2 separate regions of the Mus musculus genome follow, and region 2 is linked to region 1. Evidence: chromatin loops called from intact Hi-C (ENCODE). Cell type or tissue: heart. All regions are shown on one strand. Each heading gives the region's core, and the rest is flanking DNA. Links, peaks and the distances in the headings are about the cores only. Region 1 overlaps Prps1 (phosphoribosyl pyrophosphate synthetase 1). Region 2 overlaps Mid2 (midline 2).

Evidence for each region. Hi-C counts contacts between places; a loop is a spot of excess contacts. Peaks named below come from ENCODE experiments on the same cell type or tissue, not always from the same donor. Only the 100,000 strongest peaks of a DNase experiment are listed, where the experiment ranks them.
Region 2: a loop joins it to region 1, with 4 times the contacts of the local background. A loop is called at or near these places in 16 of 42 quality-filtered maps.

The regions. Positions count from the first base shown.
Region 1 is chrX:140,471,680-140,487,633 of GRCm38, reverse strand. Prps1 (phosphoribosyl pyrophosphate synthetase 1) reads right to left here. Exons shown (of 7, transcript NM_021463.4): 5 at 15,464-15,637; 6 at 13,696-13,855; 7 at 11,494-12,465. The coding sequence ends at 12,373. Among named protein-coding and RNA genes, the nearest start is that of Prps1, 23 kb to the right of the region's middle. In heart, for the core only: a CTCF peak has its summit at 8,247 (motif pointing left); a DNase peak (open chromatin) is centred at 8,263.
Region 2 is chrX:140,714,146-140,730,099 of GRCm38, reverse strand. All of the region lies in intron 3 of Mid2 (midline 2), which reads right to left. Among named protein-coding and RNA genes, the nearest start is that of Gm23199, 42 kb to the right of the region's middle. In heart, for the core only: a CTCF peak has its summit at 7,489 (motif pointing right); no DNase peak of the experiment used is centred there.

The DNA.
Region 1 (15,954 bases), core at 4,905-12,904:
CAGGAAGATTGTCAGTTTGAGGCCAGCCTACACTACATTATTCAGGTCTAGGCCAGCCTGGAATACACCACAAGAACCTGTATCAGCAAAAGAAAAAAGAAAAAGCCAGGAGAAACTTAAGCCCAGAGTGTCTCAAAATTAACGACATAAGATGAACAGGACAGATTACCTGGGACAAGGTGTGGGACAGGGAGGATGGTTGACAAAAGAGGGAGCAGCGCGAGGAATCACTTATATTGTTCTGAGGCGAGATGACTTTAGTTGACAACCATTCACTGACTATTTTTAAAAAGCCAAGAGAGGATTGTAAATGTTCCCAGCCAAAGTAATGCTGAAGCCCCGAGGTGGTAGATATATGTGAATTAGCCTGATTTGACTGGTACACATTGTATATCATCTCACACCTGATAAATAGGTATGAGGATTATATGCCAGTTAAAAAAAGTAAAGAATGTCTCCGTTTTGCAATGAGTTCCTGTTTCGCCAGTCCCCATTTGGTTACTGGTGGCACCTTCTAAGTGCGGCTCTTGACTCTGTCAAGCCTGTTACTTTAGATTATCTTTCATTTCCTTGCTGCTGCTGTGACCTCAATCATTCATGGCTCCCAAATGCACTGCAACCATCATCACTGTGATGGGATGACAGGTTGGTTCCAAGAAAGGCTTCTTAGTTTCCCTTCCCAAATTTCTTTGTGAATGTTAGGTCCAACATTTTGAAAGGAGGGACATTTTTTTTCCCCTTTAGAGCCTTCTCCATTAGTGTCTGTTTCTCCTTTTTTATTAAATGTCTCATAACCTCAATTTTTACCATACACACTTAATAGATGTATTTATTTAAGCCTGTGCCCCAGAGTCTCTTGGTTTCGCAAATTCCCTGTCCTTTCCAGACACTTTCTGAAGCCAGGTATGGTTGTATACACTCATAGAGGTAGGAAAATGAGTGCAAATTCATTCCCAGATACATAGCATGTCTCAAGGCAGCCAGGGTTACATGACATCCTGTCTTTAAAAAGGCACAGACGGTGTGGGGGTGATGGCTCAGGGGCCAAGAGAACTGGCTGCTTTCTCAGGAGATTTGGGGTGAATTCCCAGAATCCCAATGGTGGCTCCTGACCCTCTATCTGTAACTCTACTTCCGGAGGATACTAATTATACCCTCCTCTGGCCACCGAGAAAACAAGGCTTACATGTGTCATACAAACGTGCATGCAGGCAAAACACTCAGATGCATAAACACATAGGTAGAAAAGGCAAAAACAAATAAAACTGATAATCACGGAGGATACTTCAGGCTGGCCTAGCTCAGTAGCTCAACTTCACCTTCATGAGTACCTATTTATCTGCATAAGCCACCTGGGCAAATATGTATAGTTGTGGTTGAACTTGTCCCAACACTCCAACACATATATGCATAGGCTTGCTGCCTTTCTCTCTCTCTCTTGTCCTTGGTTTTTTTTTTTTTTTTTTTTTTTGGTTTTTCGAGACTGCGTTTCTCTGTGTAGCCCTGACTGTCCTGGAACTCACTCTGTAGACCAGGCTGGCCTCGAACTCAGAAATCCACCTGCCTCTGCCTCCCAAGTGCTGCGATTAAAGGCGTGCGCCACCACACCCGGCTTTGTCCTTGTTTTATTATCAGACTGTGTAAGTCACAATCTCCTTGCCTCAGTTTCCCAGCTGCTGGGACTGCAGGCATACAGTACCATGCTTATTGTTAGTTACAGCTTTTGCTCCCTCAGCTCCAATCAATCTCTCATTGAAAATATTTATGGGGTAGAAATTATTCTAGGAGAATGCTTCTCCACAGAGCACGACAGCGTACACTTCTACAATGCCAACACTTGGGAAACTGAAGCCCGAGGCTTGAGAGTTCAGGCCAGTCTGGGCTACAGAATGAAAGCCAAACGAAACCAAACCAACCACGCCTCCAAACGAATCCACCAATCAAAACACACCAGTTGAATACTGTGTTGCAGTTTTTCCTCAGCCATAAAACCTTCCATTCTGCAGAGAAGCTCCTTAAACTCCAGAAAGAAGACACATGCAAGTCGGGCGGGGTGGCGCACGCCTTTAATCGCAGCACTCCGGAGGCACAGGCAGGCGGATTTCTGAGTTCGAGACCAGCCTGCTCTACAGAGTGAGTTCCAGGACAGCCAGAGCTACACAGAGAAACCCTGTCTCGAAAAAACAAAAAAAAAAAAAGAAGACACATGCAAAGGCATCAGAAGTTCTGGAAGTAGACCTTTCCCTCCGCCACCACTCTTGGACCAGCTGAGCTGCCTCGATTAGGCTCAGACCAACAGGGCTTCCTTGAAGAGTCAGAGACCAGCTAAGTCATGAGCAAGCATCAAACTAGCCACACTGCCCGACATCTATCTTTTAGCCATTTCTGCTCCTGTAAGTAACCCCTGGCCCTTATTCCTGTAAGTAAGCCAATAAAACTCATTGATCCACCGATTTGTATTTTGGTGTATCCTTAAGTTGGTCTGTCATTGGATAAGATTTTTTTTTCTTTCGTGTCTCCACCGGAATGATATTATAAAAGAGCCAACAAGATGGCTTAGCCGATAAAAACACTTTCCTTTTGCCTGGCGATGTGAGTTTGAGCCCCCAAACCCATGTATGCTTGCTAGCTTTATGCAAACTTGACAACAAGCTAGAGTTACTTTAGAAAAGGGAACCTCAGGGGTTGGACAGATGGCTCAGCAGTTAGAATTACTTCCTGCTCTCACAGAAGACACTGGTTCAGTCCCTAGCACCCACATAGTGGCTCACACCCATCTGTAATTCTAGTTTCAGAGGATTTGATCTTTATAGGCACCAGGCATATGTGTGATACACATATGCGTGTAAACACTCATACACATAAAAGCAAAATAAATCTAAAAAGAGAATCTTTTTTTAAAAAAAAGAGGCTCTTAGGCCCATTGGTCTTGCAAACTTTATATGCCTCAGTACAGAGGAACGCCAGGGCCAAGAAGTGGGAGTGGGTGGGTAGGGGAGTGGGGGGGGAGGGCATGGTGGACTTTTGGGATAGCACTGGGAATGTAAATGAAGAAAATACCTAATAAAAATAATCTCAAGGGCTGGTGAGATGGCTCAGTGGGTAAGAGCACCCGATTGCTCTTCCGAAGGTCCAGAGTTCAAATCCCAGCAACCACATGGTGGCTCACAACCATCTGTAACGAGATCTGATTCCCTCTTCTGGAGTGTCTGAAGACAGCTACAATGTACTTACATATAATAAATAAATAAATCTTAAAAAAAAAAAATCTCAAAAAAAGAGGCTCTTTCCCTTTCTCTCTGTGCCCTGTCTCCCTCCCTCCCCACTTCTGTCTCTCCATGGTGACTTCCCTGGCCTCTGTGCTTGGGGTCAATGAACTGGCCCACCCAAGAGCAGATTCCCAACAAACCTGCATTTAATATAAAAAATAAAAGAGAATCTCAATAGAGGAAATGACCCTACCAGATTAGCTTGTTGGCAAGCCTGTGGTATATTTTCTTGATTATAATGTTTGATATGTGGGAGTGACCAGCTCTTGATGGATGTTGCCACCCATTGGCTGGTGGTCCTAGACTGTATAAGAACGCAGGCTGTGCAAACCTTGGTGAATAAGCTAGTAAGCAGTATCTGTCTATGGCCTCTGCTTTAGTTCCTGTCCTGATTTCCCTCGGTGATGAGCTGTTACCTGGAAGTGTAAGCTGAAACAAACCCTTTCCTCCTCAAGTTGTTTGGCTTTTCAAGACAGGTTTCTCTGTGTAGCCCTGGGTGTCCTAGAATTCACTCTATAGACCAGGCTGGTCTCAATCTCAAAAGAGTTTGAGGGGGAAAATGAAAGGATATTGACTTGGGAATCTCCATCACTGATGATGGGGATGAGTCTTCCAATGGAAAAAATAATCAAGAAATACAAATGAAGTTCAAGGCTTAGATAGGGTGGAGAACCACGCAAGAAATGGCAGCTGAAGAGCAAGCCAGAGATGAGGGAGGCTGAGGAATGTTGACAAAAGTGCCAGCTGGACACCATTGCATACACTAGCAAGATTTTACTGAAAGGACGCAGATGTAGCTGTCTCTTGTGAGACTATGCCGGGGCCCAGCAAACACATAAGTGGATGCTCACAGTCAGCTAATGGATGGATCACAGGGCCCCCAATGGAGGAGCTAGAGAAAGTACCCAAGGAGCTAAAGGGATCTGCAACCCTATAGGTGAAACAACATTATGAACTAACCAGTACCCCGGAGCACTTGACTCTAGCTGCATATGTATCAAAAGATGGCCTAGTCGGCCATCACTGGAAAGAGAGGCCCATTGGACTTGCAAACTTTATATGCCCCAGTACAGGGGAACGCCAGGGCCAAAAAGTGGGAATGGGTGGGTAGGGGAGTGGGGGGGAGGGTATGGGGGACTTTTGGGATAACATGGGAAATGTAAATGAGAAAAATACCCAATAAAAAAGAAAAAAGGGAAAAAAAGTGCCAGCTGATAGAAGACGGGTGTGTGTCACAACAATTGTCTCCTGGAAGCAGGAAGTCCTTAAACTCGGAGATTCAATCTTCTGGAATCCATAGCCACTATGGCTCAAGATCTTCAAACTAAGATCCAGATAAGGATCTCCAAGCCTCCAGATAAGGGTCACTGGTGAGCCTTCCAATTCTGGATTGTAGTTCATTCCAAATATTGTCAAGTTGACAACCAGGAATAGCCACTACAATCCACCCTTGTCAACTTGACACAAATAATATCTCATGTTCACATGAAACAATAACAAGGTTGTAAATACGCCTAACATGATATAACTATCCCTCGTACAATCACAAACGCATTAGTAAATTTACAATGGGCATTCATATTACTTTATAATCCTCGTTTCTGAAACTGGTTACGTGGCCTTAATTGGTATTTATAACTACCTTCCTCTACTACCCATTCTGTATTTCCTTCACCTTCAGCCAGCACCTCAGCAGGTCTTGGCTCTTTTCCTGGAGGATTGACCCATACCATAAGTCTTTCCTGACTCCTAAGGTTTAGATATCTCCTCCAGGGTTCCCATAGCACCTGGTTTGCCCATCATTGCGTTCCTTACTATGGCAAGTCCTAAAAACTTATTTACTTATTTGTAGACAACAGCCTCCTAAACTGTGGGTCTTGTGATTAAATTCGGGGTTGGGAAAAGTCTGGCAGCAATTGGTTAGTGAACGTGCAACAACCCCAAATGGATTCCAACTGAAAGGCCAGAGAACCCGAGGTGCTTCTGGTGACACTTGTCTGTGCTGCATTCTGTACCCTCGCTGTAATCTTGGCACAAAATCCAGGAGTACACTTAACGGCACAGGCCGTCAAGATACACGATGCCAGCAAACACTGCCTGAACCATACTGACTCAAATCTGAGATTACTGTAGGATATGAATTACAGTGTTTTTACTGGACAGTTTTCTGTTCTTACAGAAATGCAAAGGTTTAAGTATGAAGAACGGTGTTTTAATATTTCCCTGTCCTCATTCCTTAGAGTGTTAAGTATCATATTAGGGTTTCTTTGGATGGTACTGGGCAAAACACTTGAATTAAAAAAAAAATCCTCTTTGAGGTTGGAGAGATGGCTTATTAGTTAGGGTCACTGTCTGTTCTTCCAGAGGACTGGGGTTCAATACCCAGCATACACATGGTGCTCACTACCATCTATAACACCAGTTCCAGGGAATCCAATGTCCTCTTTTGGCCTCAGATTGCACCAGGCATACACATGGTACATAGAAATATATGCAGGCAAACAGCCATATTGTAAAATAAAATACTTAAATTAAAAATTGCTGTCTAAATTGCTGACTTGAGTCTTATAAAACCTTTTAAAATAAATTTGGCTTGGAACTAGAACAGAATTTCAGGCAACCCCTGAAACGGTAGTAAGTACACTTCTGTCATTTTATATTACATATTTAAGTAATGTGTGGCATTCTCAGTGTGACCAGTGTAAAATATAAATATCGATCACCCCTGGAAAACCATAAAGATACTTTAGATCTGCAGTACCAAATATTTAGTCAAGTTTAGTTTAATCCTTTAAAAATAAATGAGCAATTCACTTCATTAGTATTTAAATGTTCTTTCATCCTTAATAATATACATGCATTTGATGCCAGCACTCCAGAGGCAGAGGCAGGTGGATCTTTGTGAGTTCAAGGCTAGCCTAGTCAGAACAGCCAGAACTACATATAAAGACCTTATCTCAAAAATTAAATCAAATTATATGTAGACTAAAGAAAATTTGAAATAAAATTGACTTATTCTTAGTAAATATTTGATTTATATACCTATATACCCAGAGTCACCTAAAACTATTGTTCAGGGCCTGCCATTGGAAAGGAAGTTTAAATGACCTGCTGTTAGGTCACCTCATCCACCATCTTGCCCAGTGGGTAAAGTCTCTGTAGAACCGCATCTCTCAATACTCGCCAGAGAAGCTGCTTCTTGTAGTATTTAGTGACTAAGCACAAAGACTCACAACTGGTCAACGTACAAAAACTGTGAGACTATAGGGAACTCAGCCTTAAATAGGGCATACATATCACACTGTTCCCCAAAGCCTCTGCATCTTCACAGAAGAGGGGGCAAGAAAGAGTCCCAGACACCAGTGGTGGGTGACTTCAAGGAAACAGTGCTTACAGACCCAGCAGGCAGATGCACATAGGAACTCAGTGCTTGTGACACTATGCATAGATGCCGCACAAGCTCAGACAAAATCTCAGCATAGTGTGTGTGTCGGGATGGGTGGCCCTGAAATCCTATTAGCATAGGAGTGGCTGGTATTTTATAACTGCTAGGGGAGGAAGGATCCAGTTTTCATGAATATTGTGACCCATGGTATATCAGTCACATTCCAGGACAGCCTCTACACAGAGGGCAATGCAGTGTTTGATGATGAACTCCAATTACTGGTAAATAACACATTGCTAACTCTAGCTCAACCACTAAAGATGTTTTAGGCACATTTCTTTAAGTTCAAGGCCAGCCTGTTCTACATACTGAGTTCCAAGCCAGCCCCATAGCAGCAGCAGTTTCTGTTGTTTGGCTTGGCTTTGTAGCCCTGGCTGTCCTGGAACTCCCATAGACTAAGCTCGTTTCGTACTCAAGAGATCTGCCTGCCTCTACTAACTCCCAAATGCTGGGACTAAAGGTGTACACTACCACTGGTCAGCACATTTCTTCAGTGTTGTAAATGATGATCTTGACCGTTTCCTGCCTTTACCTCCAAACTGTTAGGATTATAGGTGATTTCCCCGCCCCCCCCCCAGGGCCTTATGCAGGCTAGGTAAGTACTGTACCAACTTAACTGTATCCCCAGCCTAGAAGTTTTAAATAAGCAGAGTGCAGTTGTTCTTGTCACAAAGTGTCTATGAGATAATGGATATGTTTGTATTCTTATACTGTAAAATTCAAATATATACAAAATTATATTTAAAATTAAATTAAATTTTTATTTATTTTGTGTGGCAGGGCATATGCTATGGCCCATATGCCACAGCCAGAGGACAATTTATGAGCACGAAACAGCTTGGGAAGAGATACTTCTACCTGGTGAGTTAGCTATCTTGTTAGCCCTACAAGATCATTTAAAAATTTCATTTTGTTTTTGGGACAGGGTCTCACTATGTAGCTTTAAAAGTATTAGAACTTATTTAGACCAGACTAACTCAAGAAATCTGCACATATCTGCCCCCTGAGTGCTTGCATTAAAGGTCTGGGCTACCACAGCTGGCTTTAAAAAATAACTTTTAAAAAGAAAAAAATTAAGCCAGGCATGGTGGTACATAACTGTAATCCAAGCATGCTGGAACCAGAGAAAGAATTGCCAGTATTTGAGATCCTGCCTCAAAAAAGATGCCCCCACCCCAAGAAAAGCAAAGAGAAAGAATTTATAATAATGAAAAAAAACTATGAAAAGATAGACATATCTTAACATGATTCCATTGGGCATCATGCAAGTCGGGCGTGGTGGCACACACCTTTAATTGCAGCACTTGGGAGGCAGAGACAGGCGGGTTTCTGAGTTCAAGGCCAGGCTGGTTTACAGAGTGAGTTCCAGGACAGCCAGGGCTACACAGAAAAACCCTGTCTCGACCCCCCCCCCAAAAGAAAAAGACCCGGAGGGAGGGAGGGAGGGATGAATAGACATCTCAGCCATTCAGATTCTTGCTGCTCTGGGTAACCTGTAATTCCAACTCCAGGGGATCTGATGCCCCCTTGTGGCAGCCATGGGTATCTGCCTGTAAGTGTGCAAACCCACGTGCTCACACAGGTACACATAAATAACAAACATCTTAAGCCCTGGGTGGTGCCACGTGCCCTTAATCACAGTACTCAGGAAGCTGAGGCAGGCAGATCTCTGGGAGTTACAAGCCAGGCAGGACAGCCAGGGCTACAGAGAAACCCTGTCTCGGAAAAAAAAAAAAGCAAACAAACAAAACAAAACAAAAAAAAGAAAACAAACACAAAAGGGAGTTAGGATGTGGAGGCCAGTCGGCTATATAATGTCTCTTTAAAAATAAAAAAACCTTCAAAAAATTTTAAAGAGGAAATCATTAGCTGTAATCCATGTCATTAACTCCCCGATGTCTCAACAGTAGCCTCTCGTTACAGGGCAGCAGTATCCTGGAGCCGATGTCTATTTTGTGGTACCAGGTTGCAAGAAGCAATTGGGAGAAAACAGCAAAGTACTAATAGATAGATACAAGACTATCAATTCTTGGCTTGGAAGTGTGACAGGAAGTAATTTAAAGTGTGTGCCTGCCTGTTGCTGTGTTGTCTGTTTCTTCTCCCATTTGCAGTTACAAAAGGTCAGCACATAGATGACTAAGGTGACTTTCTTACCACAGATGATGCCCTCAAGAGGACTCCAAAGATGCATGACCCTCTTGTATCCAAACTTGAGGTCCTAATATGCATGGGTTGCAAAAACCCCGGGGTGGTGGTGGTCCTTTACAAAAGCAGAGGAAAAAGCCAGGGGTTGACTTTAGGAGGCCAATCAACTGAGGCTTCGGTAAATATGGAGACACAGACTACGAGTCCACTTCCCCTCAAGTAATGGGCTCTTCGCACAAAGCACTGTCTCCCAATGGTCTCTATCCTGAGCACTGGGCCTGAGTGTGAAGCTACCTTCTTCAGCCTTGCTAATACTGTGCGTGCAGCAGGGAGTACCTATCACTGGATTCTGCAGACCACTTCCTTACCAGGGAGGGGTAGGAAGGCAGGCCAATAAAGATAGTGCCTTTCCAAAACTCAATTCTTGGTATTTCGAAATAATCCTCAGTTTAAGAGTCATGCTACTAACTGACTCTAACACTTTTAGTAGGGAACACCGTTTTATTTTATTTTTTTTTATTTTTATTTTCTGAGATAGAAAAGATGGCTCAAATTCATGGCAGCTTTCCTGTCTCAGCCTCTCTAGACTAGGTACGCACTCTCACCCTTGTCTCCAGCAGAACACTTCGAGATCTGGAAAGAGTACTTGGGACTAGGAGCCCCCGGCCTTATCTTACAGAAGCACTGGCTTTGGGTACCTGTTCTCAGATCTCTGGGGATAAAGGTGAGGAGAGCGTAAAACAGAACCAGGTAAGGTCTCTCAGATCACAGGGAGTTTCCCATTAACTGCACCACTGGGGTGCTGCCTCCTGCTAAATAACTAGTTAAGAATCCACTGCCAAACTAGGGTAGTGGCTCATGCCTGTAACCTAGTACTGAGGAGGCGGGAGCAGCATTGCCACACAAATTAAGGCAAACCTGAGACACTGGTGTGTTCTAGGCTGATCTGGACTACAGACCCTGTTTCCAAAACCCTAAGAGGCTGGCCGGATGGCTCAGTCTCAATGCATGACCTTGATTCCCAGGACTCACATGGTAGAATACATTCATCAGCAAAGCATCGTTAGAAACAAAATAAGACTATAGATTCGCTGTAGGGAGCTGTACAGGATATGGGAACATACACACACACACACACACACACACACACACACGGACACACACACACACACACACTTAATCCCAGCACTCGAAGGGGCAGATCTCTCTCCCAGTTTATAACTAGCCTGTTCCTGGCCAGCCAGGGCTATAGTGAGACCTTGCCTCAAACATATGAGGGACTCCCCAAAACAGATGTGGCTGGTGGATATAGGCACTTGCTGAGGAGCCTGGCTTGAGTTAGATTCCTGAGCCCTACGTGGTAGAAAGACAATTTTCAAGTTGTTCTCTGACCTCCACAGGTACATGGTATCTCACACACCCATGTGCACATAGATAGAAAATGTAACCTTTTAAATTGTGTTGCATTGAGACATAATGCTATTGCATAATCCTGCCTAAGATATAAGGATCCTTTTTTCCAAGACAGGCACACTATATATGCTAACAGCCTATTATTACATCAGCTGTCTCTTACTTCACCTGATGGTCCCAAGGCACAATAGAGATCTGGGCAATTTTATTAGTGGAGCTGTAATTGCTCTTACCAGTGCCTAGTTTATAAATATCATAGGTATACTTGTGTAGTGAAAAATCGAGTTTATACATGGTTTTATAATACCTATGGTTTCAGGTACTCAGTATGGTTCTTGGATAGTATTATTTGTGGATAAGTAACTATGGTATTCTGAAATGATGAACCTTGACACACAGATCCAATACTTCAGGAAGTAGCAATTATGTCCCTGAGCTTTTTTCCAGAAAAAAAAAAAAAGATGTCATAGCTTACTCTAGTCTCTCTTGACTCACTTTTGTCAAAAGTCTAACCAACACAGCTATCCCCACATTCAACAAAAGCATAATGAAGTCAAAAGTAGAACCAGAGGCGGGGCGTGGTGGTACATGCCTTTAAGCCCAGAGGCAGAGGCGGGATGATCTGAGTTCTAGGCCAGCCTGGTCTACAAAGCGAGTTCCAGGATAGCTAGAACAGAGGAAACCCTGTCAAAAATCAAACGCCCCCAAAAAGCCAAAGAAAACCAACCCTCCCCACAGAAAGGTAGATCAAGGTTTAAAAGAACAAAGGAGCGCTCTCCACCGAGGTCTATATTCTATGAGTCTCAAAGAAAACTGTATATCCTTATACAGTCATATACAAAGAAACTCACTTAAAATTTTGCAATGCATTATATCTTATGCTTAAATTCTACGTGCTTACAATCCCAAATTTTATTCAGAAATTAAGCACTGGTAAAGGAGGGAAATTACCACATTAGACAAAATCAGCTGAAAAGAAATAGGAATTTGGATTTCCAGGAATAAGTGGCAGAAACCCAGAAGGAATTAATTATTTTTGATATAATTCATGTATAGTACACAGAATTAATTAGTTCTAATTCTCACTAAACCTCAGATACTTTTATGTCTTGCTTTCTCTTAACAAGGTGGCTAAAATAGTTAGGAAAGAGAGATGTGCTGGCCAGTGAAACACCTAACACAAGCCAGAAGGGAAATCAGATATGACAGTACACCCAAAACTGCACACATGACAGACATTTTATTAAGTTTCTTCTACACAATACAGTAAGTTCAATTGAGAGGCCAAACGGATCCAAGGAAGATAAAAATTAAATACTTAAATTAATCAAAAGGCACTGCGACACCACCTAAACCCACCACCTCAGAGGTAGTAGGCTAAGGAAGGTCGTGCTACAGCAAGTTACCTAATGTGAATGTTAGCAGTTACATAGCAAGAAGCAAGTCTGTATTACCGAAGATATTGTTACAATGATCACTGAGTCCAAGATATTTGGCCAGGAAAGGGTCACAATAGCTAAAGGTAAAGCCAACTGGAAAGGAATAGGTGTAGAGAATCCAAGCGAGATAGAGAAGAGTTAAATAGCAATGGATCAGGCTTCTTCCTCCCAAAACCTAATTACTGCATTGAGCTACCTGCCCCTGCCTTACAGGATGCTCAACTATGTTTAAGGATGCTCAGGGTTCTTGCTGCAGACCTCTGAAAATGTATTACACATGGGCTGGCTTTGTTGCTAGTTATTCTGAATGACGAAAACCCCAAAGCGTTCACATGCAATGGAGTATGAGCTTTGCCAATCACGTCCTAAGGACCTTGTGGAATACTCTCTTAACAGTCTATACACCTTTCAAGAGCTGAGCTCAACTTAAAGCTGCAAGGTTCACAAAATAAACAAGAAAGCCAGGATACAACAATGCAGGTTGAACATCCTAGCAGCTAATAGCAATCTGTCTTTCTCCCATTTAGGACAAATGGTAATATAGCTAATGTGAGATGGAAAAAGCTATACTGAAGCAAGCTGGGTCTTCTGCTCAACTCACCAATACCAAGAAAAACAAGGGGTGGGGTTGGTTTATTTTCAAAATGCTTCAGAAGTTATGTTATAAAGGAACATGGCTGAACAAGTAGGAGACAGATTCTCCATTGTGGGTTCTCCTGATGGCTTCTGCAAGGATCATAGAGATGTCAATCACCTAGAAAGGCAAAAAAAATGCACCAGGTTAGTATGGAAGAGCAGAGTTTATGGGCTTAGCTGTAGCCTATATGAGCAGCCTGGAAAGCAAACTTAATGAAGGATCTAGCACTCAACTCCTCCCTTGTACTATAATCACTTAGGAAGGAGTTAAGATGCAAACCCTGACCTGATCATTAAAAGAGTGATTCTGTACAGGCCAAGTTCATGCCTAGAGCAGGTGAAGAGGATGGTTCAGCAGTTAAGAGCGCTCACTGACTGCTCTTCCAGATGACTAGAGTTCAAGGTCAGGTGGCTCACAACCACCTTTAACTCTAGCTCCAGGGAATCTGATACCCTTTTGGGATCCTCTACATGTGATCCGTGCACTCACGCGTGCACTCACACATGTGCGCCCACACACACACACACAAAGTAGCCAGATGGTAGTGGCACACACCTTTAATCCCAGCACTCAGGAGGAAGAGGCAGGTGCAGCTCTGTGAGTTTGAGTCCAGCCTGGTCTACAGAGCAAGTTCTAGGACAGCCATGGTTACACAGAGAAACCTGTCTCTAAAAACAGACAGAAACTCACAAAAAAGAGCATGCCTATAATCCCAGCACTTGGGAGGCAGAGGCAGGTGGATTTCTGAGTTCCAGGCCAGCCTGGTCTACAAAGTGAGTTCCAGGACAGCCAGGGCTACACAGAGAAACCCTATCTCAAAAAAAAAAAAAAGTTTTAAAGAATATACAAAGCTGGATGTGGTCCAGCATACTCTTGATCCCCGCACTTTAGGAGGCAAAGCCTGGTAGATTCTGAGTTTACTGCCAGCCTAATCTACACAAATTCTAGGTCAGCCAGGGCTGCAGTAGTAGGACATTGTATCGAGTAAACGAACAAAAAACTCATAGAAGGAAGCCAGGCTTTTAGCTACTTTCGAGGCTAAGGCATGATTCCAAGTTCAAGGCCTGCCTGTGCTACACAGTAAGTTCAAGGCCAATCTGGGTAACTTACTGATACTACAAAGTAGGACTCTGGACACAGTCCTTATCGCCAAAAGAAAAAAGGAGCTAAGGATGGGTTTAGAAATTCAGTGGTAGAATGCTTACCTACAGGAACAAGACTTTGGGTTCCATTCTCAGAACAAAACAAACAGAAAACCCAAAGAAGCTAAGCTTCAGTATTAACACATCTGACTTAATGTTACCATCTGCAAAACACTTAATGGAAATTTGGTTTTGGATCAATCACCTGTATCTTGGAGCAGTGTTTCATCTTGTCCTCCTGAGGTATGGTATTGGTAACTACTACTGCTTCAAAGCATGCATTGTTGATTCGAGAAATGGCAGGGCCAGAAAAGATTCCATGCGTCAAGATAGCATAAACTCTGGTAGCGCCAGCTGAGAGAAGTCTAGAGAAAAAAAGATCTGATTAATCTGACATTCAAATAGAGAATCTGAATTGGGAAGAAGGCAGAGTATTAATTTGTCATAAGAGAATATCAGACAAGTTTGTTTCACAAACAAGGCTAAGACAAACAACATAGGCGCTCACAGGACCTTCTAGTATACAGGGAAAGAAAGTATAGCAAACAGTTTCTTTTAATAAGGTCACTAATCCTATCATGAGTGTTCTGCTCAAGATCTCACTATGCCTAAACACCTCCCTGGCTAATCTGCAAAACCACACCTGGGGCTAGAAGTCAACACATGAATTTTAGGGGGACACAGTTCTGGACTTATTAAAGAATAAAGCCTGCACTAAGCCTTATTGTGGTAGACCCTTAAAAAATTACCAGGAGTAACCTGTGCTCTTCCTTTCTGTATGGCAAAAAGAGAAATGCCCTTCAATATGATATGAAAAACTATACAATAGAACTATGTATGGTTTCACAAGATTGCAAATTTATAACTGTGATGTGAGAGTAAGCTTAAGCAGAAATACTTAATTTGCCTGTGCTTTGCTGCCCAGCCTAGGGACCTGAACTTGATCCCTGGGACCCATAGGGTAGAAGGAGCGAGCCATTCTGAAGGTTGTCCTTTGATTTCCACATGCTTGCCATGGTATGTGTAAAGGACATCTAGGGATTTCTAACAAAACAGAAAGGTAGCGGTGTAGAATATTATAAATATAATTGTCATTGAATTAGATGGTTAAAAGGGTAAACTTGGGGGGCTAGAGAGATGGCTCAACAGTTAAGAGCAACAACTGCTCTTCCAGAGGTCCTGAGTTCAATTCCCAGCAGCCACATGGTGGCTCACAATCATCTGTAATGGGATCTGATGCCCTCTTCTGGTGTGTCTGAAGATAGTGACAGTATACTCATATACATAAAATAAATAAAAGGGCAAACTTTACCATATAAAAATTGTTCTGACTTACTTGAAGTTAGAATTTTTGGACTTTATAATGGCACAAACATACTATCCATTCAGTAAAAAACAGGTGTAGAATTTTCATCTTTCCCTGGTCTAGCAATATGCAATCAATATACTGTCTTGACACAGCTTCCAGGCAGAAATGTAATCATGAAGGGAGACAACCCAGTCTATGGTAGATTGTGTTACTAAGTAAGGGCTTTTAAAAGGTAAAGTGTATGTGATGGATTTAACTTTTGATAACTCATTAAGGATATCCTGGATGTAAAAGCAGTGTCTGTTTATAAAAGTTAAAAATCTGAAATGAGGGCTGGAGAGATGGCTCAGCAGTTAAGAGCACTGGCTGCTCTTCCAAAGGTCCTGAGTACAAATCCCAGCAACCACATGGTGGCTCACAACCAGCTATAATGAGATCTGACGCCCTCTTCTAGTGCATCTGAAGACAGCTACAGTGTATTTAGATATAAAAATAAATCTTTAAAAAAATCTGAAATGAGGAATACTTACTAATCTATATGTTATTAAAAGTTAACATGATCAGAATATCCCAAAGCTACTACTCTACTTACCCTTCAGTTGTGTTTCAGAAAGAATCAGTAAAGAGTAGTTTAGCTTTTTATTTCTAACTAGCCTGTACTCACTTGTCAGCGGCGTGACAGATTGTACCGCAAGTGTCAGCCATGTCATCCACAAGTATAGCCACACGGTCCTTCACATCTCCCACAAGTACCATGCGGTCCACTTCATTGGCCTTCTTCCGTTCCTTGTGAATCAAAGCAAAATCCACATTCAGCCGGTCTGCAATGGAGGTCACTCTGTAAAATAGATGTTCAAAGTTAGGAAAGACAAAAATCCAAGGCAAAGCGGCTTCCAAAGCTGGGAGTGTCATTTAGTGGTAGACAGCTGGCCCCAGGTTCCATCGCTTGTGCCCACTTACACAAAATAACGGAATGTTTTTACTGTAGGAGAATACTCCTTGAAAGTAAGACAGATCCCTGAGCTAGAAGAAAGCAACTATCATTAACATCCCACAAAACAAACAATACAAACTGGATTTTGTGGATTGATGCTTCTGTAATACCAACAGCAGTATAGGAATATAATATTCAAACTTGCACAGTCCATAGTATAT
Region 2 (15,954 bases), core at 2,971-10,970, 240 kb before region 1:
AAGGCACTTAATGTTTAGTAGAAAGAATGAAGTGTGAATACAACTAATTAGAATTTAAAGAACGCTCAAGTTATACAATGAAATACATCAAAGCCCTATGAGAACACACCAGGAAGCATCTAGCTTTGCCAGAAGATCATAAAATGTCTTCTGTAGCTGATCTGGCAACAGTTGGGCATGAAAAAGTGGGGTTAAACAGAAGTGGATGCTCACAGTCAGCTAATGGATGGATCATAGGGCTCCCAATGGAGGAGCTAGAGAAAGTAGCCAAGGAGCTAAAGGGATCTGCAACCCTATAGGTGGAACAACATTATGAACTAACCAGTACCCCGGAGCTCTTGACTCTAGCTGCATATGTATCAAAAGATGGCCTAGTTGGCCATCACTAGAAAGAGAGGCCCATTGGACTTGCAAACTTTATATGCCCCAGTACAGGGGAGCACCAGGGCCAAAAAGGGGGAGTGGGTGGGCAGGGGAGTGGGGGTGGGTGGATATGGGGGACTTTTGGTATAGCATTGGAAATGTAAATGAGTTAAATACCTAATAAAAAATGGAAAAAAAAAAAGAAGTGGGGTTAAAGGGAGAGAAGCCCAGGCAGAGAATGATATGATACTTTCTTTAGAAAATACTTAGATACTTACTTTACTTTCTTTAGAAAGTAAAGGTATAGGGAGGAACAGGAGAGAATGTGCCTGGTGAAGCAGATCAGATTGCCCGGGCAACAGAGTGAAGTAAGTTTGGAAGCAGCAATGCAGGGATCGGGAGACAGTCTAGTCTGGTGAGTAAACTGCTTTTGCATAAGCATGAGGACCAGAGCTCAGATCCCTAACATACATGCAAAAAGTCAGGTGTATCCACAAGCACCCGTGATCCCAATACAGCAGGGAAAGGACAGACAGAGGTCTCTGGAGCTCACTGGCCAACAACTAGTCTAGCCAAAAGAGCAAGTTCCAGGTTCAGCAATAAGACCATGGTCTCCAAAACAGAAGGTGTAGAGAAACTAGAAAGGTCATTCAGATGTTTTCTGCTAGCCTCCACAGGCACATACGCATACAGGCATGTGTTCCTGTACACACACACACACACACACACACACACACACACACACACACACACACACACCACACACACAGAGGCAGTGTTTTAAAAAGATTTCAAATTGGGCAAAGTGGCTTGCACCTATACTTGGAGCTCTCAAAAGGCTGAGGCAGGAGGTTTCTGAGATTAAGGGCACCATGAGGAATAAAGCAAAACTATGTTTTATTAAAGAAAGAAACGGAACTGGGGAAACGATTTTGTGGGTAATGTGCCTGCCATGCAAGAATGAGGACCCCAGTTTGGATCCCTAGAACATGCATAAAAAGCCATGCATGGTGGTGGGCACTCTCAGGGCTAGTGTTGAGAAAAAACAAGAACCATGAAGCTGCCTGGATCTCACTGGCCTGCTAGTCCTGCTGAACTGATAAGTTCCAGAGTCTGTGAGAGACCCCATTAAAAAAAATAAGGCAAGGAGGAGTAGATGGAGACAGCCAATACCAGCCTCTTGCTCCACCCCGACATGTGTACATACATGTACATGTAACATATACATGCTTATATACACAAAAGAAACCCATGAAGTTTGCAGATATGCTATGGAAATATGTGCTGCCATTTTGAATCAGGATCTTGGTGTTATAGTAACACCCAAAGCATGTAGGGAGAGAAAATAGGCACAGGACCCAAAGAAGTGAGAGAGGACACAGCAAACTCCCATTTCCTGTTTGTCGGTTACTGTTTTGCTCCTTCGTCTCACACTCCATAACATCAGACAAAAGAGCCTAAGTTGGAAGTCATTCACATTCAGTTGCTTTCTGTGCAAGGGAGCTGAGAAGGGAAAGGGAGAGGTAAATTGGGCAGCTGATGAATTACCAAGAAGCTGTTATGAACAGCTCTGCCATCGAACAAAGCTGCAAAACATTATTGCTTTTTACAATGATGCCCTCAAGAAAATGCAATATGTACGAAGCAGACATAGTACTGACTGTGGTAGCATCAAAGCTAAGGTGTTAAGCCAGATCACACTTTAAGGACATACATACACAACCCCCATGGCCAGCGCCAGCACCTCCCCGCAGACAGCTGCTAGGTTCAAAGGAATACAGGGAAGAAGAGAGATCTTTTATGTTGTTTTCAAAACACCACAACATTTCAAAGACAGTAGTGAAGATTTACATAAAAACAACTAAGGAAGCAGGACTTTCTCCAATATACCTGGTGTTTTCCTTTTGATTTGGGAAAAGGTGGCCACCTTAAAAACTAAGAAATATATGAAGTTATTAATATGATCTTTAGCTCCCCGCCCTTGGGGGAACTACACCCTAGGAGAGAGGCAAAGGTTACTTGGGCAAAGTTATACAATTCTAACAGCCATAGGTCCTTGGTGGTTTTTTTGTTTGCTTTGTTTTTTGGTGTTTTTTGTTTGTTTGTTTGTTTGTTGGCAAGGAAGTGACATGAGACATTAGGATATGGATGTGAAATAGTTGTTGAAGCCAAGCAAGTGGGGAATGGGAGCTAAGCCATCTCCAGTGGTGTAAGAATGCTAATGAGTTGAGCACCAGACAGATATTGACTAAGAGACACATTTCCTGTCAGCTTATGGGACAGATACACAATACTTAACACTTTGTGCTGCTTGTCACTTTTCTAATGACCTCGTGGATTTTAGCTGCTTTGGTTAACCTACCAGCCCTCTGCGGAAGGCACCATCATTATTCTTTCTGAAAAAGAAATTAAGAAGCACAGAGGTTGTAGACATCTGTACAAGGTCATACAGCTAGAGTCAAAATCAGGATTTTAAACTAGGCAGCTGTACATGTCTGATTTTAACCACTGTGTGTGTGTGTGTGTGTGTGTGTGTGTGTGTGTGTGTGTGTGCGCGCGCGCGTGCGCGCGCGTGTTAAGTGAAGTGATTGCTCTCAGGATAACCACATTTTCTAGAATTAATTGCTGTAAGCACTGTGTATTTTTCTTATTTGACAGGAAAATACAATACATCCCACATGTGGAAAATGTAATTGATGTACACATGCTTATTTTACCCTTGCCTACCTACCAAAAATCTTTGACAATATAGGGAAGGGCCAGTTTGCTCCACATACCTGCCTTAGGAATGGCTTTTCTAGAACAATTGAATATGGTAATTTCGGTGCTGGGTTTGGAGAACTTTCTTTCCCGGAATCAGACCATGAAACCTTTGTAGTCTTCAAGTTAGCTAATGTCTCCCTCAATGTGACCCCTTTAATAATCTTATTTGTTTTACAAGCCTACCCCAGCTTCTCCTCCCTTCTCTCTTCCTCCCAATCTTCCCACACTCACCCTCTCCCCTGCCCATCCATTCCTCCGCTGTGTCTCTTCAGAAAAGGGCAGGTCTCTCATGGATATCAAACAGCCATGGCATATCAAGTTACAGGAAGACTAGGCACCTCCTCTCCTATTAACGCAATGTGAGGCAAACTAGTAGAAGGAAAGTGTCACAAAGGCAGTTAAGAGGGTCAGAGCCAAGAGAAAGTACCCAAGGAGCTAAAGGGATCTGCAACCCTATAGGTGGAACAACATTATGAACTAACCAGTACCCCGGAGCTCTTGACTCTAGCTGCATATGTATCAAAAGATGGCCTAGTCTGCCATCACTGGAAAGAGAGGCCCATTGGACACGCAAACTGTATATGCCCCAGTACAGGGGAACGCCAGGGCCAAAAAAATGGGAAGAAGTGGGTAGGGAAGTGGGGGGGAGGGTATGGGGGACTTTTGGGATAGCATTGTAAATGTAATTGAGGAAAATATGTAAATAAATAAATAAATAAATAAATAAATAAATAAATAAATAGAGGGTCAGAGCCAGCCCCTCCTCCCACTGTGAGGAGTTCCACAAGAAGACCAAGCTATACAACTGTTACACATGTGCAGAGTGCCTTGGTCTGTTCCATGCAGGCTCCCTTGTTGGCAATTCAGTCTGTGTGAGCCCAGATTAGTTGATTCTGTAGGCCATGTTCTTATGGTGTCCTTGACCCCTTTGGCTTTGACAATCTTTCCTCCCCTTCTTTGGCAGAATTTCTCAAGCTCCACCTAATGTTTGGCTGTGGGCTGCTGCATCTGTTTCCATCAATATGCCCTTTTTATACAAGGCAATTGCTCAGGACATGAAAGAAAAGAGCAGGAAAGGTATGACCTAGACTTTGCATCTAGTGTTTTATGTATGTACACAATTAAATTTTCTTTGTGAAATGAGGTAGAGACCTACTTTAAAAATAAAAACCCCTCAAAGGCCACCTTCTGTTGCCAGGCAGGAACACCAGTAGAGCGATAGGAACAAAAACCCACCCACAAAACTTTCAAACACAAAATTATCCCGTCTACAAGAAATGCAGGAATGGGGAATGGAGTAGAGACTGAGGGAATGGCCAACTGATAACTGGCCCGAATTGAGACCCATCTTATGTGCAAACATCAATCTCTGACACTATTAATGATACTCTGTTCTGCTTGCAGACAGAAGCATGGCTGTCTTCTGAGAGGCTCCACCCTGCAGCTGTCTCAGACAGATGTAGACACCCACAGCCAAACAGTGGAAGGAGCTTGGGGACTCTTATAGAAGAACAAGAGAAAGGATTGAGGGCCCCAAAGGGGATAAGAACTCCACAGGAAGACCAACAGAGTCAGCTAACCTGGACCCTTGGGGCTCTCAGACTGAATCACCAACCAAAGATCATACACGGGCTAGACCTAGGACTCCCTACACATATGCAGCAAATGTGTAGCTTGGTCTTCATGTGGGTCCCAAACTGGAAGAAACGGGGGACTGTCCCAAAAGCTGTTGCCTATCCATGGGCTATGTTCTTCTATCCAGGCTGCCATGTCTGGCCTCAATGGGAAAGGATGCACCTAGTCTCACAGCGACTTGATGTGCCAGGGTCTGTGGGATAACAAGTATGAGCCCCTGGGCTCAGAAGAGAAGGGTGGGGGGAATGGGGGAAGGGTCATGGGCAGGGGTGATCGGGATGGAGGCAGTGAGCATGATGTAAAGTGAATAAGTAAGAATACATACATGCAGCCAGGAAGTGGTGGCGCACGCCTTTAATCCCAGCACTTGGGAGGCAGAGGCAGGCAGATTTCTGAGTTCGAGGCCAGCCTGGTCTACAGAGTGAGTTCCAGGACAGCCAGGGGTACACAGAGAAACCCTGTCTCAAAAAAACAAAACAAAACAAACAAACAAACAAACAAAAACCCAAAACAAAACACCCAAAAAACAAAACAAAACAATACATACATACATATACATACATACATACATACATACATACACACATACATATCCCATCAGAACTATGAACAGATTAGATTTGAAAAAGACTGAAAAACCTCATAGATTTCAACCTTATCACTGTATTGCTAAATTGTGAGTTCTGGAAACAGGACAGAATCATCCAACATCGTATTAAACGCCACTCTGGAGCTGTGTTTGGACTGCTCATCTGGTGTTCTTTCACTCACTACTTCTCTACTACACAGTAACTGGTTACAAACCCACAAGGAGATACAAGTCTCTAACTTGTACCTCTATGCATTTACTCTACAAATAAGAACATTTATGCAAGCGTGCACACACAACTAATATGAACTACTATAATAGCCCCAAAGCTGGAAACAACCGAAATATTCCCTGCTGAGAGCAAGAATAAGCAAACAATGGAACATTCATATAACAGAACGCCCTCCCAACCATATAAAATCATAGAACAAAACTATTGATACAAGCTGAATGGATCACAGAGGCATTATAAGTGACACAGAAAATCATAATTATTTTGAATACTATATGATTCTACTTACAAAACATTACAGAAATGACAAAATTATAATGATGAACAGACCAGTGGCTATAAGGAAGACAGATGTGACTATACTACAAATTGGTAGCACATGGGGTTCAACAAACAACTCAGTGGTTAAGAGCACTGGCTGCTCTTGCAGGTTTAGTTTCCACCATGCACATCCAATGATTCACAACCATCTGTAATGTCGGGTCTAGGGGTTCCAACAGTCTCTTCTGGTCTCTGTGAGCACCAGACATGCAGTCTGTGCACAGATATGAATGCAGGCAAAACATCATACACATAAAGTAGAAATAAATACCTAAATCTAATTTTTAAAAGGAGGTAGCACATGTGATTTTGAAGGGGAGATAACAAAATGACTTAATTCCAGTAGTGATCATGAGAATACATATACATGACAAAATATACGCCTCCTCCCAAGTCAAAATGTAAACAAACAAAAAAGGAAACTCTCTAGAGTTCCTATAAGCTTTTAGGCATGCCTAGGGAGACATTTCTGTAGTTTTCTGAAACTCTAACAATTACAAATGTCTGGTAAAATAGTTGAATCCAATATAATCTCAATCTCTTCCTCTGTGTCTCTCGTTCTATGCCTCTCCCTCCACACATATATCATTCTGCATCCTTCATTATTTTTATACCAGTCATAATTCTTAATAAGAATATGTTTTAAAAATGTTTGCCAGGCAGTGGTGGTGCACGCCTTTAATCCCAGCACTTGGGAGGCAGAGGCAGGTGGATTTCTGAGTTTGAGTCCAGCCTGCTCTACAGAGTGAGCCCAGGACAGCCAGGGCTACACAGAGAAACCCTGTCTCAAAAAACAAAAACAAACAAAAAAATTGTGCCTCTTAACTTGGATGCAAGCTCCTTAATGGTGGGGCCATTGTTTTGCTCACAACTGAATCCACAACATGTAGCCTAGTGCCTGACATACTGTAGGTAAAGCTACAAGTATCAGTTGAATCAGTCAACGAATAAGAATGACTGTGTTGACTCTGAAGTCAAGATATAATGAACAAAGCCTATACAGATAGCTTTTCACATCTGTAAGTTCCGTACCTGTGGATTTAATCAACTTCATAATTGAAATATCTGAACAAATTGGCATCCGTATTGAATATGTACAGATATTTGGTCTTATTCCCAAGCAATTTAGTACAACAACTATTTATATAGCCGCTACACTGTGCTATTATAAGTAATCTGCAAATATTTAAAGTATATACAAGGATATAGTTAGATTATATGCAAATACTAAATCCTGCTATGCCAGGGACTTGAGCATCTGAGAATTTTGGTATCTGAGCCAATCCTCCATGGATACTGAAGGAGAACTGTGCCGTGTTACATTTTTTTCACTACATGAGACAAATAGCGCTTATATTTTCTTTTTACAAGATGGCTCAAAATTGTTTTCTTTGATCTGTTTTGTCATCTCAATATTGTTTGCTGAAATATGAAAAAACGGAGAAATGTCTAAATAACAACATAGGTTTTAGGAGACCACATATTTTAAAATACTTCCTTTCTTACTGTTGAAAGAAAAAATTACCTTACCAGGGTAACTGGTTCACCCTTCTGGGGCATTAAAAACTATACTTCGAAAACCTAGCCACCAGGGGGAGCTGTTTACTTAATCATCGTTTTCTTAACAGTGCTAGTACCAAGCCATGTGCTGGGTATAAAACAAAAGAAGCTTATATACCCCATTTTATTTATCTAGTTTTCAGTAGAGGGACATCTAGATTGTTTCCAGATTCTGGCAATTATGAATGAAGCCACTATGAACATAGTTAAGCAAGCGTCTTTACAGTAGAAGGGAGCATCCATTTGCTAGATGCCCAAAAGTAGTAGAGGTGGGTCTTGAGATAGATTCTCAATTTTCTACAGAACAACCATATTAATCCCATTTGTAAACCATACAAATCCCACTTGTATAGTGGCTATACAAGTTTGCACTCCCACCAGCAATGAGGAAATGTTTCCCTTGCTCTACGTCGTCGCCAGAACAAGATGTCACTTGTGTTATTTATGTTAGCTTCTCTGACAGGTTTAAGATGGAATCTCAAAGTAGTTTTGGTTTGCATTTCCCTGATGGCTAAGGACGTTGAACACTTCTTTAAGGGCTTCTCAGCCATTTGAGATTCCTCCATTGAGAATTCTCTGTTTAGATGTGTACCACATTTTTAAATTAGATTGTTTGGGGTTCCTTTTATGTCTAGTTTCTTGAGTTCTTTATATATTTTGGATATTGGCCTTCTATCAGATGTGGAGTTGGTTAAAAAAAAATTCTTTCTCCACATTTGCACAATGGAATATTACTCAGCAGTTTAAAAAATGACATGAAATTTGCAGGCAAATGGATGCAACTAGAAAAAAAAAATCATCCCGAGTGAGGTAACCCAGAAACACAAACATGGTACATATTCATTTATAAGTGGATATTGCCTATAAAGCAAAGGATAATTATATTGCGACCCACAGACACAAAGAGCTTAGGTAACAAGGAGGCTTATAGGGGAATGCATGGATCTCCCTGGGACAGGGAAACAGAATAGATTTTGCTGGTGGACTGGGGGATAGTATGGATGGAAAGAGGAAGGATCAAATTGGAAGAGATATGGAGGGATAAAGTATAGGGACAGATGACTGGAATTGGAGGGCATATGGGGGGGGGACATAGAAACCGAGTGAAGTGGAAACTGCCTGGAATCTATGAAGGGGACTCTAGTGAAGACTCCTAGTAATGGGGGATATGGAGCCTAAGCTTGAACTGGCCATCTTCTATAGCCAGGCGAGGCTTCCAAGTGGTGGGGTGGGACACCAATCCAGCCACAAAACCTTCCACCTACAATCTGTCCTGCCTACAAGATGTGCTGGGCAATAGTAGTGCAGAACTTGTAAGAGTGGCCAAACAAGTGACTGGTCTAATTCAAGGCCATTCCATTAGAGGAAACCCATGCTGGACAATGCCTGGATGATCAGGAACTGGAGGATTGGTAGCCCAGAAACCTAGGGTAAAACTGAACATGGCCAAAAAAAAAATTAGGAAATCATTCATAATGATATTCAGAGATCAGTGTCTAGCCCAATCATCATAAAAGAGGCTACCTCCAGCCACTGATGGGAACTGCTACAGAGACCCACAGCCAAACATTAGGCAGAGTGTCTAGGTTGGAAGTCTCCATCATGCCCCTCCCCCTAGAGCTCAGGGACCCCCACAGAAGATGGGGAGGCAGAATTGTGGTAGCCAGAAGGGTCAAAGACACTAAGAGAGCAAGGCCCAGAGAACTAATAAATGCGACTCATGGGGGTTGGGGTGGGGGTGGGGTATTCACAGAGACTGACATGGTAATTGCAGAGCCTGCATGCAATTGTGCTAGGTCCTCTGCACATATGTTATGGTTGTTGGCTTGGTGTTTTGGGGGAACTCCTGACAATGTGAATGGGGGTGTCTCTGGCTCTTTTGCTTTTATTTGGGATCCTTTTCCTCCTACTGAGTTGTCTCATCCAGCCTTGATGTGAGGGTTTGTGCCTAGTCTTATTGTAACTTATTGTGTATTTACAGTTGGTATCCCTGGGAGGCCTGTTCTTTCCTGAAGGAAAATAAATGTAGGAGTAATGGATCTAGGGGAGAAGGCAGGGGAGGGGGAGCTTGGAGGAGTAAGGATGATGGGAAGTTGCTGTAGGGGTGTACTGCACAAGAAAAGAATGAATACAATTACAGGATATCTTACTCTTAGAGTTTTGTCTGGTGGAGAGAAAAAAAATTAATACACAAAAGTGCAGAGGTGAAAGTATGATTGGCGTACTCTGGGCATAGGAAAGGGAAGAACCTAAACTAGGTAGAAGAAGGGCAAGGAAGATGGATGGAACATGGGTCATGGCTTTCCTGGGGAGGAAGAGTCTTCAACAGTGCTTTATAGGACAGTCAGCCAGAAGAAAAGAAAACCAGTTAGCTCCTGCGTAGACAAGGTCTATGTCCATCACTGTACCTCAAGTGCCTGGCCAAGGGTAAACATGAACATAAGTGTTTGTGAAGTTGGTGAACAAAACATGAAATGCAGATGCTAAAAGAACAGACTATGAAGGGAACCACAGTCCTGATCATGGTGGGTCTTACATACCTTTACATTAAATGCAGTGGGGAAGCACTGAAGTCTTTGTGAAAGAGAAGTGGCATAATGCATTTGCATTGTAGAAAGCCCAAACTTTTGGATAGTATGGAACCTGGATGGTGAGGGGCAGGGTGGTGACAGAATGGATCAGAAAGAACCATTAGGCATAGCAGTTTTCTAAATGACTATGGCAAAGCCATGACTCCTGCCTTCAGGAAGCTGTTAGTTTAACACATGATATATGTATGGTCAGGAAATTTCAGTACAACAGTATAGTAGAGGTGCCCACATGATGCTCTGCTTAAGTTCATGTACCATGTGGGTGGCAATGGTAGTCCCAGAAAGTAAGTTTCTGACTATTACATGAGCTTTATTCAAAGCTGCCCTGGTTGTGCTTCTCTGAATAACAGAAGGAGGGAAAGACAGGGCAAGTAATGGAAAGTTTATACCTTCTTTATTCTTGGACTGGGATGCAGGGAAAATTTAGTCCCTCTTGGCACTCATGTCTGTCATAAGCATTCTTCCCCAAGACCTTCGTTTCTTGAAGATGAATACAGCATTCAAATATTCTCTACACACATTCAGAGCCAGCAATCTCTACTGGAAGGTCCAGAGAAATGCCAAGTCTAACATCTAAGGACAGGAAAGGAATTATTCTGAGAAAGAAGAGCTTCTTTCAGAAGCAGTGGATTTCCGAGGACAAAACAGAAAATCCTCGGTCCGTGTTCAGAAAAGGCAGGGGACCACTAGAAAACAAAACAAAACAAAACAAAACAAAACAAAACAAAACAAAACAAAACAAAAAAACAAAGCAGAAGAATGCAATCAGCTACAGCAGAAAAGTGCACTCCTCGGAGCTGGACAGGACAGGTCAGGTCAAGAGTGAGGAGAGGAGAGAGGCACCAGAGGAAAAAGCCCTACGGAAAAGAACATGATGAGTCATGTTTGCGCACGTAACTGATAGGAAGTCTCAGAATAGTCTCATCTCTGTGACAAAAGACAAGTATTTCTTGAGGATATAGTTCCATGGGTCTCAACTAAGTCATATGGCAAGAAGGACTAGTGCACTTGATGGATGAGTTAAGAAAAGGAGAGAAACAGATCTATATTAATATATTGGTGTCTGTCCACATATATTACACTACACACACACACACACACACACACACACACACACACACACACACACGCGCGCGCGCGCGCGCATATCACCCAGAACATGTTCTAAGTACAAATTCTTAAGGATAATATAAAGGAAGAAAAGTTCTCTGGAACTCCTGGGATGACAGCCTAACTTCACCATAACAAAATTCCATTAAAATTGAAAATGGATTTTTAAAAAAATGAGCATAAAATCAAAATATATTGCTAGACAAGCCTCCTTTACAACAAGTGGGCTCAGTTTCCTCTACTCTATATAGGATAATAGAAATACTAATCTCAGAAGATTTTGTATATGTTTATTAGATAGTGTCATTTAATCATCTTATACACTTTCTAATGTGTGATAAAATGTCAGTTTCCTTTTGTTTTTGTCTTGTTTCACCATGACATCTATGACTATGGCAACTGTGACTCCTCCTATAACTTTTTCATCATCTGCAGAAAGAAGCAAGTATCATTTTATCATCTGAAATACTTTTCTTTGGTTTAAAACTGTGATGTGCTTTGTTTTGTGGGACATCCCGGACCAGGCATGATTTGTTTTTACCATTTTTACCCTTTCCCTTACTCTTCCTTCTGTAGCTCTTGATCCCATTCGAGAACACAGTGACCTCCACACTGTAGGACAGGGTTAGCTCCTCTCTAAAAGGAAGACAGACTATCCTCCTGGTGCCACGCTATCACACTTCCCATCAGTATTCAGAAGAAAAGGTCAGTGCCCAGAGGGATTGACTCTCTCCCTACCAGGAACCACATCATCACCTATTTAGTATCATCATTCAGAGCAAAGGGGCAATGGCAGGAGGGAGTCAACCACTGAGTTTTGACAAAACACCAATCACATTTCATATGGTTAGCTAGAAAAGAATTTGGCTGGCCCAAACTTGTTTTTCTGCTCTAGGATACCCCATAATTAACACAATCCCCAGGCTTTGAGGGCCAAAAGATATTCGCTGGAATCTAAAAGAAATAGGTGTCAATGAAAGAAAGGTAACTACCATATTCATTTAGTTATAAAAATATATCACTGTAATTGCATTCAGATTTAAGTCTTCTTTATAGTGCTTCTGGAGGGAGTTTTCCATCTGTTCTGTGCTGGGAGCTCCAAGCAGAGTAAAATCTCTGTATACAGGAAGCTCATTAAAACACTTGCTAACAAATGTCTACTTTCTCTCATTCAATTTCCATTCTATGTAGCATAGCAGGGAATCAACCTATTAGCCTGCCTGCCTGCCATTGGGGTGGGAAAGAGAGTCAGTTATTAAAATAACAGCAACTCTGACATTATACAAGTGCTGCTGGAGTCACAAGGAAATAGGCTTACCCAGAGATCTCAATGAGTGTTGCCTTGCTGTGAAAAGCCATTATATATACATATACATATACATATACATATACATATACATATACATATACATATACATATACATATACATATATACATTCACACATATACTTGTGTGTGAATGTTCTGTGAATATAACAGAAAAAAGTTTCTGTAAGTTACAAAATATATGTACATATATACGTATGTATTTGTGGTCATATATATATATATGTGTGTGTGTGTGTGTGTGTGTGTGTGTGTGTAATTTTACATAAATTTTATATTACATAACTCTCTCAACTACTCTTAAGGTAAGGCAAGTAAGCCTGTTTTCCCCACCCCAATAGTTGCTAGACAAAAAAACCTAACTTTACAGAGCCACTTTCTCATACAAATTTGCCCTTAGTGACACCGTTAACTTCATTCACCCATATCTACCTAGTGAGGCCATGGAGAGAATAACAGTACTGTACAGTCATCATGGTTTAGCATAAAGAGAGCTCTGTAAGCTATTTCATGTCTATATCTATCTTTACAGCAACCCAAGAGGTATATGGATCAGAGTGATGTCTGCATTTTATGGATAATGATTAACAGGTCCATAGGAATAAAAAAAAAAAATCAAGCAAGCTTGTTAGTGTTGGTTCCAACGTAAGCTGAGCTGCCAACTCTGAAACAGATTATCTATGTTCCCTCCCTCCCTCCCTCCCTCCCTCCCTCCCTCCCTCTCTTTTTAACAAGGTACACATAGCTAAGGATTACCTTAAACTTTTGATTCTCTTGCCTCTATCTCCCAAGTGCTAGGAATTCATTCAGTGCTGGACATTGAACCCATGAGGGCTCAATGTATCTCTAGCGATAGAGCTAGATCCTCAGCCCACCCACGTTCCATTAGAACCATCAAAGTCGTCCTGCTTTTTGATCACACTCTTTGTAGCTAAAACTATTATTTGGGAAAACTGGCCCCTCTTTCTTTTGAGGAGTTTCATGTGCTGTTTCTGTGTTTTATTAGTACTTTTTTTTCTACCCCAGAAGGCAGCACAGTCAAGTAGAAAGAGCTCTGTATTGGAAGTCAAGTAGGCTTGACTGGATTCTAATCACTTTTCTCTGAGCTTATCTTTCTGACCTGTAAAACAGAAATAACACTATCTCAGAAGTAGTTGTGAAAACCAAATGAACTAATAGAGACAGGGATCTCATAGTACCAAGTACACAGTAGGAGTTAAATAAATACGGATTTCCTTCCCCATTGCTCTCCCACTCCAACCTGCTGTGCTGGATTGAAAACAGGCAACACTGCTTTCGCCCCAAGCCGAAATTCAGGCTTTGATTCATGATCCTACTTGTCTTACTGTAACACAGGGTGGCTCACATTTCAGCTTTTGGATGATCACTTAAAATGACTACTCTCATAATCTTTTTTAAAATCTGTGTTATGCCAGACCCGCCAAAGCTCCCAGGGACTAAACCACCAACCAAGGAGTACACATGGAGGGATCCATGGCTCCAGCCACATATGCGACAGAGAATGGCCTTGTTGGATGTCAGTGGGAGGAGCAGCCCCTTGGGCCTGAGGGGGTTCGATGCCCCAGTGTAGGGGAATACCAGGGCGGGAGAATGAGAGTGGATGGGTGGGTTGGGGAACACCCTCATAGAGGCACAGAGGAGAGGGGATGGGATAGGGAATTTCCAAAGGGGAAACCTGGAAGGGGATAACATTGAAATGTAAATAAATAAAATAACCAAAAAAATAAAAATAAAATCTGTGTTATGTATGTGTGTCCATGTTCACATGTGTGTGTACATTCCTCTATGTCTGTAGGCACACATAGGGGAGTGCTGCTCATGTGAGTGCATGTGGAGTTGTGAAGTTCACACTGGATGTCTTCCTCAATTGCTCTCCATGCTTTTTGTTTGTTTGTGTGTGAGGGTGGGGGGGTTGGTTTTGTTGTTGTTGTTGTTTATTGAAACAAGGTCTCTTAGCTATCTTATTCCAGGAATCCTCTATCTTTGCCTCCTCAGTTCTGGGATTGCAAGTGGCTACCACAATTTCCCACCTGTTCTGTGGGTCCTGAGCATCGGAACCTTCATAGCTGCACAGCCACCACTTTAGCCACTGAGCCATGTCCTAGCCTTCCATAATCTTTTGGTAGGTCTTTGGCACACACTGGGAGCCTCTATCTTATATATATACACACACAAGGAGTAGCAGGGGGAGACACACATACACACAGTGGGAGACACACACATACACAGTCATGTGGGTGAACAGGAAGAAATGTTTCTAAATAATTTAAAATTTAAGTTATTACTTAGACATTGTGTACATATTTTTAAATCATCAAATAAACCAGTCTTCTCCCATTTATTAAGTTAAACCCAGAAAGTCTGGGTTGCCTTTATTTGGCTAGGTGACTAACTTACTCACTTACTTTGATCTGAATAAATGGTGATACCACATGTCTGTGATATATATTTTTTTTTTGCCAAATTCCCATTTCATGTCCTCAGAACTAGATTCCAAATGGGCAGTCTAGGAAAGAAAACACTTGCGACTATCAGTTTCCCTTGGATCAGATTTAGATAGCCAATGTGGCTTAACTTGTACCTATATTTCTCTGTTGCCAAATTCTCCTCAATTGAGAGTGCCAGTCAGTGGACAAAAAGGAAGATACAATGGGCATAGGGGAAAAACTGAGCTGGTACTGGGATGGTCATATAGGACGTTAATAAAAATGGCTTTGGAGACAAAAAGTAAGCTCTTTGGAATATGACTAACAAAAGGGTAATGAAAGCTTTAAAATGCTTTCCTTATGCATTTTGACAGTTCTTAACTGGTTGCAGTGTAAACATTATTGCCATCTTAAGTAGTTTTGTTATGAAATTGTCTACGCTATTTAAAGCTAGACAGCATGATGAAACCCAACGTGCTCATCCTTTCGCTTCAAAAGCCGTCAATGTTTCTGTCTGATCTGTTCTCCTTCCTTTCTCCCTCAGTATCTCAATGAAAGAAATTGTTTTACTCCCCAGCACTTTAGTTTACATCTGAAAAGGATATTTTATTACATAATGATTGACATAATTTCTCAATACCAGAATCTAATGCATGTTCCATATTTTAACTTTACCAGTTATATAAAGAAGTGCCTTGCTGTTGATTTATTTGAAGAAGAATCTGATATTGTTTTTTCAAAGGTCACACATATGAATAGTGACTATATTTTATAGTGAAAAAAAAAAGCTTTCATTTTTACTGTGCACCCTTTCCATTACCCTTTAAAAAATGAAAAGTTTGATTAGGACATGATGGATTGCGCCTGTCATCCCAAAATTTTGGTCAGACTTGCCCAAAAGTGAGTTCCATATCGCCCTGGGTTATGCAAATCTCTGTCTCAATTGAACCTGGGCTATTCGGCAATACCAAAGCCAGCCATAACTACACAAGCTCAAGATGCTGGAGTCCACTGCA